Regions from separate parts of the Homo sapiens genome. Here region 1 is linked to region 2. A link is a contact called in ENCODE Hi-C data. All regions are on one chromosome and are shown on one strand. Each heading gives the region's core, a stretch centred on a gene start or an enhancer-like site at or near the end of the contact. The rest is flanking DNA. Distances are from core to core; before and after follow the strand shown.

Region 1 (6,304 bases), core at 2,700-5,199, 190 kb after region 2:
CATTTAAATAAAAGTTTATTTTTGGGATAATTGTGAGCCTTTCCTTTCTCTAGAGACCTTTTATAAAAGCTTTTACTCAAATCTTTTTCCTTTTCTCAACTGAATCACTGAAGATGACTCAGTCACCCCTTTCTAGGAACAAGTAGGGCCACCCAGGTCTGGACACTTCAGGCTGAAAAACTGAGAGATGGTCCCTTTCTTGCCATATTTAGTACAGTTAGTGCCTCACCATGGACAGCCAGTATATTATCCTCTCAAATTTCCCCTCTCTACCCTTCCCATGAAAAAGACAGAAGTCAAAGCTACTGTTACTTAGTTAGGAATGTTAGCCTAGCACTTCCTTCTTGTAGGTGACTGAGAACAGGCCACACCTGGCTAAAGGGGGGCATATCCCAGGGCGGCAGGACAGGAAAGGACATTACAAGTAAAATCATTTTGATGCTGTCTCCTCGTTAGTTCTTAGATGGTCTGTGTTGAAATTCGTTTATAAGGCTAAAACTTTTGTGAGTCGTAGATATATTCCACCTAAAACTTTTCTAAGCAATGGCCCCAGTTGTTCGAATTAGTTGGGCACTAAACCTTGAAATTGACTCAGAGGATCCAAAAGAGTAGGAGAAAAATAAGTAAATCGAAGGAAAGAGAAACAGTCAAAAAAATATTTTAAAGCTCAACAGTGAGTCTGTAATAAGTGAGATATTGCATTTTGTTTGAGATGTTGATCTCACCAGCTTTGCAGTGAGGTGGATACAAGTTTGGATGTTTTTCCACTACTTAATCAGCTGTGGCCACAAGTAAGTTGCTTACCATCCAAGCTTATGTCCTCTTCTGAAAATCACAACACCTACTTTCATAGTTCTCATAAAAGAGAGAGGCAACACGTGTAAAGTGCTTCATTCAAACAACAGCTCTTTCCCTCTCTAGCACCAAAAAATAAATAAATAAATAAATCATGATTCATCTTTTTTAAAGTAAAAATCCTTATGTCTATTCGGAGATCTGATTTTGATCTGTACTCTTGTATTAAAATTCCATTTGCAAGTATTCCTTGTTAAATCTCCCCTTGAAATGCTAGCATTTGGTGATCTTTTTTTACTCAAAAAAATTAAAATGATTAATCATGCTGCACCTATTAGGTTTGCAGAAAGCCTCGTGTGTGACCCTCTGCTGATTAAAGAACACGGATGATTGGTTTAAGTTCACCAATTATTCAGAAATGTATTTTTAATTAGTGGGGGTAAGAAGACAGACTATACCTCATACCACTCCAGAAGATATAGCACACTCTTTGGATTTATCAAACTCAGCAAATATGATTGGCCCGCAATCTAGGAAATGTGAAATGCTAGATTTTAGGCATGAACATTTAATGTTATAGTGTTCAATTCAGAGGCATTTCTTGCCTACTGGTTTTGAGGGCAGAGAGTATATTTTATACCCTTAGTCATTGTTTATGTTGTCTTAAATTTACTCACTTACATGTGAGATTTGCTGATTTGTTCTTTAAAGATTTGTCCTTTAAAGTTTCAGGGAAATTTGCCTTTTGACCTGACCCCAAACAAGTAGCCCTGTGGTTTGCTAAGCAGGACTTCTAAATGCTGGAAGATAATTTTAAATAACTAGATAGCAACTGGCATTCCTCCTCAGACCTCAAGGGACTTAAAGTAACAGTTTCTAAAAGGTTCCAGAACAGTTTTATAATTGGCACATCCTAGAAGAAACATCAGTTACGGGGAAGCACACACATTTCTTAAACTTTTAACAAAATTGAGGAAGGATATATGGATCAGCCACATCAGAAGGTATCCCTCCTTATAGCCGCACATAGACATCCCCTATATGTGCTGTCTTTACTTCATTCATTTGTTTAGTGCCTGCTATGTACCAGGTATTGTTCTGGATTCTGGGGAACCAGAGAGAACATGAGAGGCCAGAGCCCCATCCTTCATGGTGCTCATTCTAGCTGGGAGTTAGGCACTGAACAGACATTTATATGTTAGGCAGTGATAAAATCTATAAAGATAAACAAAACAGAGTAAGGGACTAGAGAATAGCAGAATGTGCTATTTTAGATAAAGTGGTCAGGGAAGCTCTCCAAAGAGAGGATTTAGCAGACAACCTGGTGGAAATGTGTTATGAGCCCACTGAGGCATAGTAAAGACTGAAGCCATGAATAATGAATAATGAATCCTGAGGCATGAGCATGCCTGATTCCTCTAAGAAGAAGCAAGGTGGCCTTGGTAGCAGGAGGTGGCAGAGGCAGAGTGGGAGGAGAGAAAGGAAGAGGACCAAGTGATGTCAATTTCAAGAGCTGTGGTTGGGACTCAGTTTTTTTTTAAGTGACAGAACTTTTTTAGTGGGCTTGGGGCGATAGAATGACATCCAGTTTTAAAAGGCTCACACTGGCTGCTTTGTCTGGAATGGGCGGCTGGGAGGCAAGGGTGAAAACGGAGATATATTAGAAGACTCTGGTAGTGGTCCTGGTAGATGGACACGATGTGAGCTAAGCCAGTGGGGATGAAAGAAAGCTCTACTCCAGATTCGGTCCATCACAGGGGGTGTGTGCACAGGCTATCTCCCCAGAGTACGGGGAATTCAGCCTGTAGATGGTCCCTTAATCCAGGAGAATCTCACCAGTTCCTAGCTCAGCTGTGCCCTCTGCCTGTGGGATATCTGTTTGGCTGCCTCCCTGATTGGGCAGGGATGATAGGCTCAACACCAGGAAGGCTGGAAGAAAACAAGGCTGCGTGGAACGCAGGAGAAAAGCCATGCCTCTCCTCTCTAACCAAAAGAATTCAGGATTCAGAAGAAAAGAAGAGCCCAGAGCACGAATTCCAGCCCCCGAAAAGTTCAAAGGCTTCAACCATTCAAAGGAAGTTCTTTTCTACCTTCAGTGTAAAGGCCTTCCAAGGGACATATTTTGGCAGCATCATTTTAATATGGAGTTCCATACTAGCTCTTGAGTAATGGTCTCTGGAGGAATGTTTGTATGAATGGCATCATTTTTAAAAAATATGATGGCTTTAGGCAGGGTCCAGCATATCCTATCTATCCAACTGCTTTATATTTTCCCTGTTACCTGTCTGGTCTCTAAAAATATTGGAGAACTATCAAAACTACTTTCCCTAAGACATTTTAGAATCCTGGTATTTCTGAGTTAAAAGGAACCCAAAGGTCATTGAGTCTCTGATAGTTGTCTGATACAGGAGGCAACAGGCCCCATTGAGGAAGCAGAAAGTGGCCACCTAACATTACCAGGAAGGAGACCTCATTCAGCAATGTCTTAAGTCACCCACAGAGTAAGAATTGCTCTCATAGTAAGCCTGTAAATTCAACAATAACTTGTGACTCTTTAAGATAAAAAAAACAAACAAACAAAAACAAAACAAAAAAAAACAGGAATGGATGCTGTTTGGGAAAACAAAGCCTCCTAAAGCCAAAACTTTCAGGAAAGGATTCTTTGTATGTTAGGAAGTAAGGTGAGTCTCTGAAATGCATCCATGCATGTCACAGAAGCCAAATAGTAACAAACAGCTTATGAAACAGAAAGCAGCCTCTTCCCAGACATTAGCCCCAGTGCCTATTTCCATTCAGAAAACAAGGCCAACCTCCCATATGTCAGGATCCACTAACCTCCGGGGAGGACTATGCTGAGAACAGAGACTACGTGCCATTCTCCCTCTCTTCTCCCTCCCCTGCAGCAGGCAATGTGTTCCCAGTACTCTGTGAACTGTCTCTATTATGAGACAGATAATATTTCAGTGGGCCTACTTAATATTTTTAGTTCACCAAAAGTGGCACGCCGGTCTGTATGCAACTTCCAGTCTCTCAGAAATCCAGCGAAATGGGGGTGGAAAAAGATTATCTAAAACCAAAACCAACTGTAGCTTCTTTTGCCTTGGTAGGAGGGCTAGGGATGCCCCTGGGAAGGGAAATTTCTCTATAGCTACAAGGGAAGGAAAATCTGGATCTGCCAAAGGAGGTCCTGAGCCAAGTTTGGAAAGTAGGCTACAGATGGCTGCATTGCTCTGTATTCTGCAGAGAGAAAAGTCAAGTCAGGGATGAGGAAGTAGCTGTGAAGCAGCAGGGTGGAAAAGAGGGCAGAGGCACACGGTGTGCCGTGGAAATTTGGAGCTCAAGGTGACAAACAAGAATATCCAATATGCAATTTTGGATGGCTTACATTTTTGGCACTGTAAGCCCTATCACCTCCCTGATCCTTCAGTAATGTCTGTGGCACACACTAACACGTTGTGGGAGTGGCTTTTGATGAAAATCATAGATAGGAGCCCAGTCCTAGACCTGGGTTGATATGGCAACAGAACAGAGAAGGAACTTTCAGAACAATTTGTTAACTGAACGAATTAAGTCACTGAAGAGCTTAGAGTCAGAAAACATAAGCAACCCAGGGACTCTTAGAACTCTGGCTGGGACACTGGACTTTCTGCAGGATGTGGAATGGAAGTTCAACCCTGTATTATCTGGATATTCAAGGGCAGAATGACTCCAGATGATGTCACAAGCTATTAAATGTGTTAGATGGGATCAGGTGGCTTTTAAATACTATACACCCAGCATTTTGCTAGTCAGGATACAGAACTAAGTATAGCAATGGCTTGTAGGATCTTGGAATATCTTGAACTATGGAATCATCTTTCCAAAGTGTGAATATGACCATGTCACTCCCTATCTAAGATGACTTCTTGATGCCTACAGAATGAAGGCCAAGGTCCCTAGATTCAGGCTCAAGATCACCATGGCCTGACCCTGGAGCCTGCTGCTCAGCCCCGCTATGCCCTGCAGTTCCCCAGCCCAACTCAGTAATGCCCAACTCTTTGCAACCACTCCCCTCTCCCCTTCTCCTTTACTGCTGTTTCCTGTACAAGGCTGTGCCTTTGCTCCTCCTCTTCCCTCTGCCTGAAGTGCCCTTCTGGCCTTTACTTACCCGGCTCTTATTCTTCCAGGTCTGGGCTCAGATGTCTCTTCTTCCAGGAAGCCATTCCTGTTGTCCCAGTTTGGGTCATGAGTCTCTTGTATATCCAGCATATAATTCTACAATAACATGTATAACATCAGGTTGAGATTATGTATATGTATATAACTTCTTGACTGAATGAAACACAAGCTTCTTTTATATAAGAATTTAGTCTTTGCAATCTTTGTGCCTTGAGTACGTAGCACAAAGTTGAATGCTTTTTAAGTGCTCAAATACTGGATTGTAAAACTAAATTGATCCCATGATTGCAAACCATAGATTATTTTGTAAATAAGCATCCCAGTATTTAGGCCTCCAAGTAACCACTGTCTCTTGAAAGAAGTTTTCGTAAGAGGTTGTTTGCCTATCCCGGTGATTTCCTACTCAGCACACAAGTTACAGGTCCTATTGTGGATTTATATTCAGGGAGCACAAAGCTGATTTTTGCATACATATTGTTATAAAAAAAAAAAACCCTTACATCTTTGAAGGTAGACTTAAGATTTTGAAACAGCAAAATCGTTGCACTTTCCATCAGGGAACATAGTAATTGTCATGCTGGTTAATGCCCTTTTGAGACCCTCCATAGCTGTCCTAATGAGGAAGTCCTACAGATCGTATGTAGAGCTAATAACATTGATATGGTTTGGCTGTTTCTCTACCCAAATCTCATCTTGTAGCTCCCATAATTCCCATGTGTTGTGGGAGGGACCAGGTGGAAGATAATTGAATCACGAGGGTGGGTCTTTCCCATGCTGTTCTCCCGATTGTGAATAAGTCTCACGAGATCTGATAGTTTTAAAAACAGGAGTTTCCATGCACAATCTCTTTTTGCTTGCCACCATCTGTGTAAGATGTGACTTGCTCCTTCTTGCCTCCCGGCATAATTGTGAGGCCTCCCCAGCCATGTGGAGCTGTAAGTCAATTAAACCTCTTTTTCTTCCCAGTCTTGAGTATGTATTTATCAGCAGCATGAAAACAGACTAATAGAGCAAATTGGTACCAGTAGAGTGAGGTGCTGCTGAAAAAATACCAGAAAATGTGGAAGTGAATTTGGAGCTGGGTAGCAGGCAGAGTTTGGAACCATTTGGAGGGCTCAGAAGAAGATAGGAAAATGTGGGAGAGTTTGGAACTTCCTAGAGACTTGTTGAATGGCTTTGACCAAAATGTTGATAGTGATACGGACAGTGAAATCCAGGTTGAGGTGGTCTCAGACAGAGATGAGGAACTTCTTGGGAACTAGAGTAAAGGTGACTCTTGCCATATTTCAGCAAATACACTGGTGGCATTTTGCCCTGCCCAAGAGATTTGTGGAACTTTGAACTTGTTTCT
Region 2 (5,592 bases), core at 2,732-5,231:
TTTAAATTTCCATTTATTGTGGGGAACTTTTTCTCATCCAGATATCTAATCAGTGAGAATTTTACCAGTTGCTTTCTAGTACACGAACAATGTGTTTTGTAGTCCCCTTGTATGAGGGAAGCAGGTCTTCAGTTCTAAGTCCTCACCTTTCACAGGCCCAAGGTTAAGTCCTTTATTGTGTATGTGTGTTAAAGCCTAACCCATAGCTGTTAGATCCTATAGCCATGTCTAATATCCTCTGTACTGTTCTGGTATCAGCTCATGCATTTACCACATTGACTATAAGATTCTTCCTTCTCTGTGGCACATGGACATTTCCTCTTTTTTTTTTCTTTTCTTTCTGTTTACCTGTCTGTCTCTGTTTCAGCTACGTATGCAAAATAGTTTTGTTTTATCCAGCAGTTCTGTGTGCCTCAGCACATAGAAGAATTTCAGTATGCTAAGGAGGTGGAGCTAGAAAGCTATGTCAGTCAGGTTTGTAGACTACTGACTGGTGCAATAGAAATACATGACCTTTGGAACTGAAACCTGAGACTGAGCTGTGACTTCACCACTTACCATCTGAGTAAGCTGTGCCTAGTCATTCAACCTCTCCAAGCTATATTTTTCTCATCAATAAAAAATAGATAATGTTAGTATTGATCTTCATTACATGGTTTTCCTTATTGCTCTAAATTCACTTTTATTTAAATTCAAACCATTTTCTCCATCCCACTTCCTAGAAAAGCTAGAGAAGATTGCAATTTTCTTATATATCTTATTCAATATTTTCCCTTATTAAACAAATATGTTATGAAGGAATAAAGCAGTTATTGATTGAATGATCTTATTACCTTTCCTCAATGTACTTTTCACATACCAATGGACTGAGAAAATCTCTGACAGAAAAAAGACCTAAAATAGGAAAGAAATGATAAATTCCATTTCTTGGTAAATATGCAAGGATGGGGTTGGGGTGGAGTTACATTTCTGTGGAGTTTCACCCCTCACAGTTTTCATCTCTCTTTCTCTCCCTGGAGAGTGCAAATGAGTGAAACCTTATATTAGTTTAGACGTTCTGCTTCGATACATGTTTAAGAGCCAATAAACCTGTCAGAGTAGATTTCAGGCTGAGACAAGGTGAATGGCCTCACAGTAATTCTGCCAGCGCCTCAGGGTACCAGGCAACATAAGCAGAGAGGTCACCAAATGCCTGCTCACCCCATGCCCAGGCGCAGAGATATTCCACATAGGAATATAAGGACCTTTCCCAAAACGTTGTGTTTGGCATGTGGTAAAATTCTTTGTCAAACAGCAGAGCAGTCCGATAAGAAAACAACAACAACAACAACGAAGAAAAACAGAGCAAAAAATGAAGGCACATAGAAATAACAGGTCCTCTTAGTGATTCTGGTGGTTTGTAAACTCCACGTGAAAGTTATTATTTATCATGGAAGGCAATGTGGAGGTGTACACACCCAAAAGCTATCCACTTTTACCCCACAGACAGACTTACACAAAAACACTAGGTTGTCCATGGCAGTTTAATTTTTTTGTTTTTACTTTCTATAGCTTGTTTCTAGTAATGAAGACCTATAGGTACTGATCTATAGGGATTGCAAAATTAAGAAGCCAATTCCACCAATTATTCCACAGTGTGCCCTATAGGCAACAAGCCAAGTCCTACTGCATAGGACTTCCTATTGGCATTTTTTAATATCTAACTTTTAAAATATGAACAGATAGCCAAGAATTATCTGACATTTCAAGAAAGCCTCCAGCAGAAAAGACAGAGACATCAAATCAGAAGAAAGGAAGAAAGGAAACTCAAAAGAAACAGAGACAATATACTAAAGAAGAAAACTTTAATCAAACTATGTTTAATGATCTCAGAGGTATAAGATAAGCTATTTATCCTTAAAGTTAGGATGCTAGTAAGAAAAAAAGAGAAATAAATGAAGCTTATTGTTTAAAAAATAAAACGTTCTTAGAAATTTAAATATGATAACTAAAATTATGTGTGCATGTGTGTGTAAGATTTGGAAAATAAAGGTAAGGAAATATCTCAAAACATTAAGAAAAAGTAGAAGGCAAATCAGAAGAAACTAAAAGTCCAGTGCAGCAGGCCCAACATCCTACCAATAGGATCTAGAAAAAAATATGTCAAGAGAAAGATTATGGGAAAATTTTTTGGACCTGAAGAACGTGAGTCCCCAGATTGAAAAGTCCTATTCAGCAACTAGCACAATAAATGCAAAAAGACCCAGCTCTGTCATAAAACTTCAGTACACCAGGAAGACAGTAAAATTTTCAAGAAAGGAAACAGTAGGTCACATACACATGATCAAGAATAAAACGGCAGTCAATACTCAGTACTAGCAAGGAAAAATACAAATGTTTTCTGACATTTAAGATTTAAGAAATCTTGACCCATGCACATTTTCTCAAGAAGTCTTCTAAAGGATGAGCTTCACCTAATGCAAGAAAGACAAAACAATATCCAGAAAATAAGGAATCAACACAGGAGGAAGATGAAAGAAATTCCCTGGACAATAATGAAAATAAGTCTTAATATGATAACCGTACACAGGTTTAGAAAACAAGCAACACAGATACAAGAGTCCAGAGACATATGGAGGAAGAGCTCCATTAAAAAAAAAATTCAACTAATTGGATTAGGTGGTACAGCTGCTAATATAGGTAGTTATACATTGAGATACTGTATGTCTTGTGCTTGGGAACATGAGTGCAGGAGTCAGACTGCCTGGGTTCGAGTCCTGGCTCTGCCACTTACCATCTTATGTGAGCCAATTAATTTCTCTGTGCTTCATGCTTCCCATCTGTGAAATACAGATTATAGTTACCTACCTTATAGAGTTATCATAAAAAAATTAAATGCGACACTGATACTGTGATGAAAACAGTGTCTTGAATATTGCTGGATGTTAGGGGAAGCAAAGACAGTAACACGTACAGAGAAAACTAAGTCATTTTTTTAAATGAGTAAACTATCAGCTCTAGGAAAAAGGATAATTGAACAAGAAAGGAATTGTAATGATAGTATGCTCCTTGGCTCAGCAGAAAATATTTCCATTGTTGGAATAATGCAAATCCTGAAAATTGTGATGTAATAAACTGGAAGGATAAAGGGAGGAAAACGGGACTTAAGGGAGAAATCGTTATTTACCATAATAGAAGTGCGTAGAGGTAGTATTCTATTTAGAATATGGAATTAGATATTAAAATAAATGGCTAAACACATCTGAATTAATCCTCAAGGAACAGGACTTGGTTAACTATGGCATTTGGTTAGCATAAATAAAGAAAGAAGGAGGCAAGGAAGGAAGGAGTACAGGAGAACCGGCGCTGCTGCAGTGATTCTGAAGCACGAAGTTCTAAGAGAAGCCTCAAGATTGTAGGTCATGGTGGAAGTGCCCACCGTGGAGTCTGCACTGCTAGGAAGCATTCCCAGGAAGGGAAGAACCTTCTATTCCACGAACCCATAACATGGGTCTCCATTACCCTGAAAGGGTTTTTCCTGTCTGGAAAAGGAACCTGCAGAGATAATCTAATAGTGAAGGAGGGAAAACTTTTTGTTTTTACCTCTTCTACCTAGAACATGAGTTAAGTTTGGCTTGACACTACAATCACCCATTAAAAAAAAAAAAAAAAAAGAAAGAGTACATTTTGGTTTGAAATAGTATTTCCTAAAACAGCAAGTCACAGTACTAAAAACTGACATTTAATTACAGGTAACTGACATATAAATAAAGGGATAAATATCCCTGTTGTGCTCTGAAATTAAATGAATAAAAAAGGATTCTGCCAAATAATCATTAAAAAGATGAAAGAGAAGGCATGCAGGTTGCCCGCATAAGGATAACACTTAAGTGAGGCCTGAATTTGTCTGAGCTGCACATGATGTTTCAAAGCCATGGCAAGCTGTGAACAGCCTGAGGGTTGTGAACATCCGGGTGTCATGACACTTTTCTACATTAGTGACCCATCACCGGGTGGCGCCTCCATCCTTGGGCAGGACCTGTTGAGGTCCTCAGCACTCACACTGTCTTTAAAGGCTGCACAAAAACCACAAGACGAGCCAGCATGGAGGAAAACAACTCATTAGGCATTTTCCTGTCTGGGGTACAGATGTGTTTGGATTTCAATGAAGGAGCTGAAACTTCAACAGCTGAGCTAGAGACAGCTGTTCCAGAAACCCAGAGGGAGACCTAAAGGTCTTATTTTGTGTTGTGTCTTGGCAACACTCCTTGCTATTGCTGACCCGTAGCAAAGGGCCAGTCCTTTGTGATAGGCCTTGAGGCGATCATATTTCCAGCTGTGTCAAGAAGAAGCAGTGTGACACAGTCACAGGAACTCCTTGCTTGGGTCACAGAAACACCAAGACACCACCTAAGCATGAAATCTCACACAAAATATAAGCAAGTAGATATTTTATGACAGCTATGGGAAGTGACGATTTTGTAAGAAGCAAAATAAATGCAAATGAATTTTTTTTTAACATGTAAAATTCTGAGCCAAATGGCTTTGGATTTATAATTCCCAGGGATTTTGGTGCTTTCAGTAATGAGCAGGAGCATGGAGTTTTGGGGGGGTTAAATCCTTTAAGTGTTTCTCTATAAAACCAATTCATGCCATGCCAGCTTTTCTGTCCTAAAAAAGTATTTCAGTTTACTTTCTCACTTTTTCCCCTAGGTTAGAGCAATGTTTTTTTGTTTTTGTTTCTGTTTTTTTAAAAAAAGCAGGGGCAGGGGAAGGGGAGAGATTGAGGAAGGGAACAAATACTTATGAAATTCCCATCCTGTGTGGGCATCGTGGGAGAAACTTTGTCCACATAATCATAAAAATTCTCATAATTCTAAGCCAGGAATTATTATTATGATACCCATTTTAAACATAAAGAAACTGAAACTCACTGTAAAACATGTTTAAAATCACAAGGCTAATGTGAAGCAGAGCTGAGATTAAAAATGAGGTCTGTTTGAATATTAAATCTATACCTTTTCCCCATATCTGCATCCCAGTGTTCATTGCAGCTTTATTCATAGTAGCCAAGAAATGGAACCAACCTAAGTGTCCATCAGTGGATGAACTGATAAAGAAAACATGTTCTATATACACAACATAATACTATTCAGCCTTAAGATAAAAGGAAATTTTGTCATTTGTAACAACATGCACAAAACTCGAGGACATTATATTAAGTGAAATAAACCAGGCACAGAAAGACAAGGCACCATCTCACCTATGTGTGGAATCTAAAAAATTGAAACCCCTAAGAGCAAAGAGTAGAATGGTAGGCACTGGGGGCTGAGGGAAGGGTGAGTGAGGAGATATTGATCAAAGGTTATAAAATTTTAGTTAGACAGGAGGAATACGCTCAAGAAATCTATTGAATAACATGGTGACTATTGCTATTAACAATTTATTGTATACTTGAAAATGGCTGAGAGTAGATGCTAAATGTTATTACCACATACAAAAAGGTAGGTGAGACAATGCATATGTTAATTAGCTTAATTTACCCATTCCACAGTTTACACATATTTCAAAACATCATGTTATACGTCATGAATGTATACGATTTTAGCATAC

The links. A loop is a pair of places that touch in the nucleus more often than their neighbours do. Pooled maps may share reads with other maps.
Region 1: a loop to region 2 is called in a map of mammary epithelial cell, with 2.9 times the contacts of the local background. The contact joins two enhancer-like sites. A Hi-C loop is called at or near these places in 3 of 168 maps with a recorded cell type or tissue (mammary epithelial cell, posterior cingulate gyrus and right cardiac atrium), 1 of 37 single-sample maps with no recorded cell type and 4 of 50 pooled maps.

Annotation. Positions count from the first base shown.
Region 1 is chr9:2,660,027-2,666,330 of GRCh38, forward strand. It overlaps LOC105375957 (a long non-coding RNA gene), which reads right to left. Exons shown (of 3, transcript XR_929436.3): 2 at 4,943-5,049. It overlaps VLDLR (very low density lipoprotein receptor), which reads left to right. Exons shown (of 19, transcript NM_003383.5): 19 at 1-30. Among named protein-coding and RNA genes, the nearest start is that of VLDLR-AS1, 41 kb to the left of the region's middle. Within about 2 kb of position 3,950, at least 5 of the 41 ENCODE cell types and tissues checked have a DNase peak (open chromatin) inside an H3K27ac peak, as active enhancers do.
Region 2 is chr9:2,465,795-2,471,386 of GRCh38, forward strand. All of the region lies in intron 2 of LOC101930053 (a long non-coding RNA gene), which reads right to left. Among named protein-coding and RNA genes, the nearest start is that of VLDLR, 150 kb to the right of the region's middle. Within about 2 kb of position 3,982, at least 4 of the 41 ENCODE cell types and tissues checked have a DNase peak (open chromatin) inside an H3K27ac peak, as active enhancers do.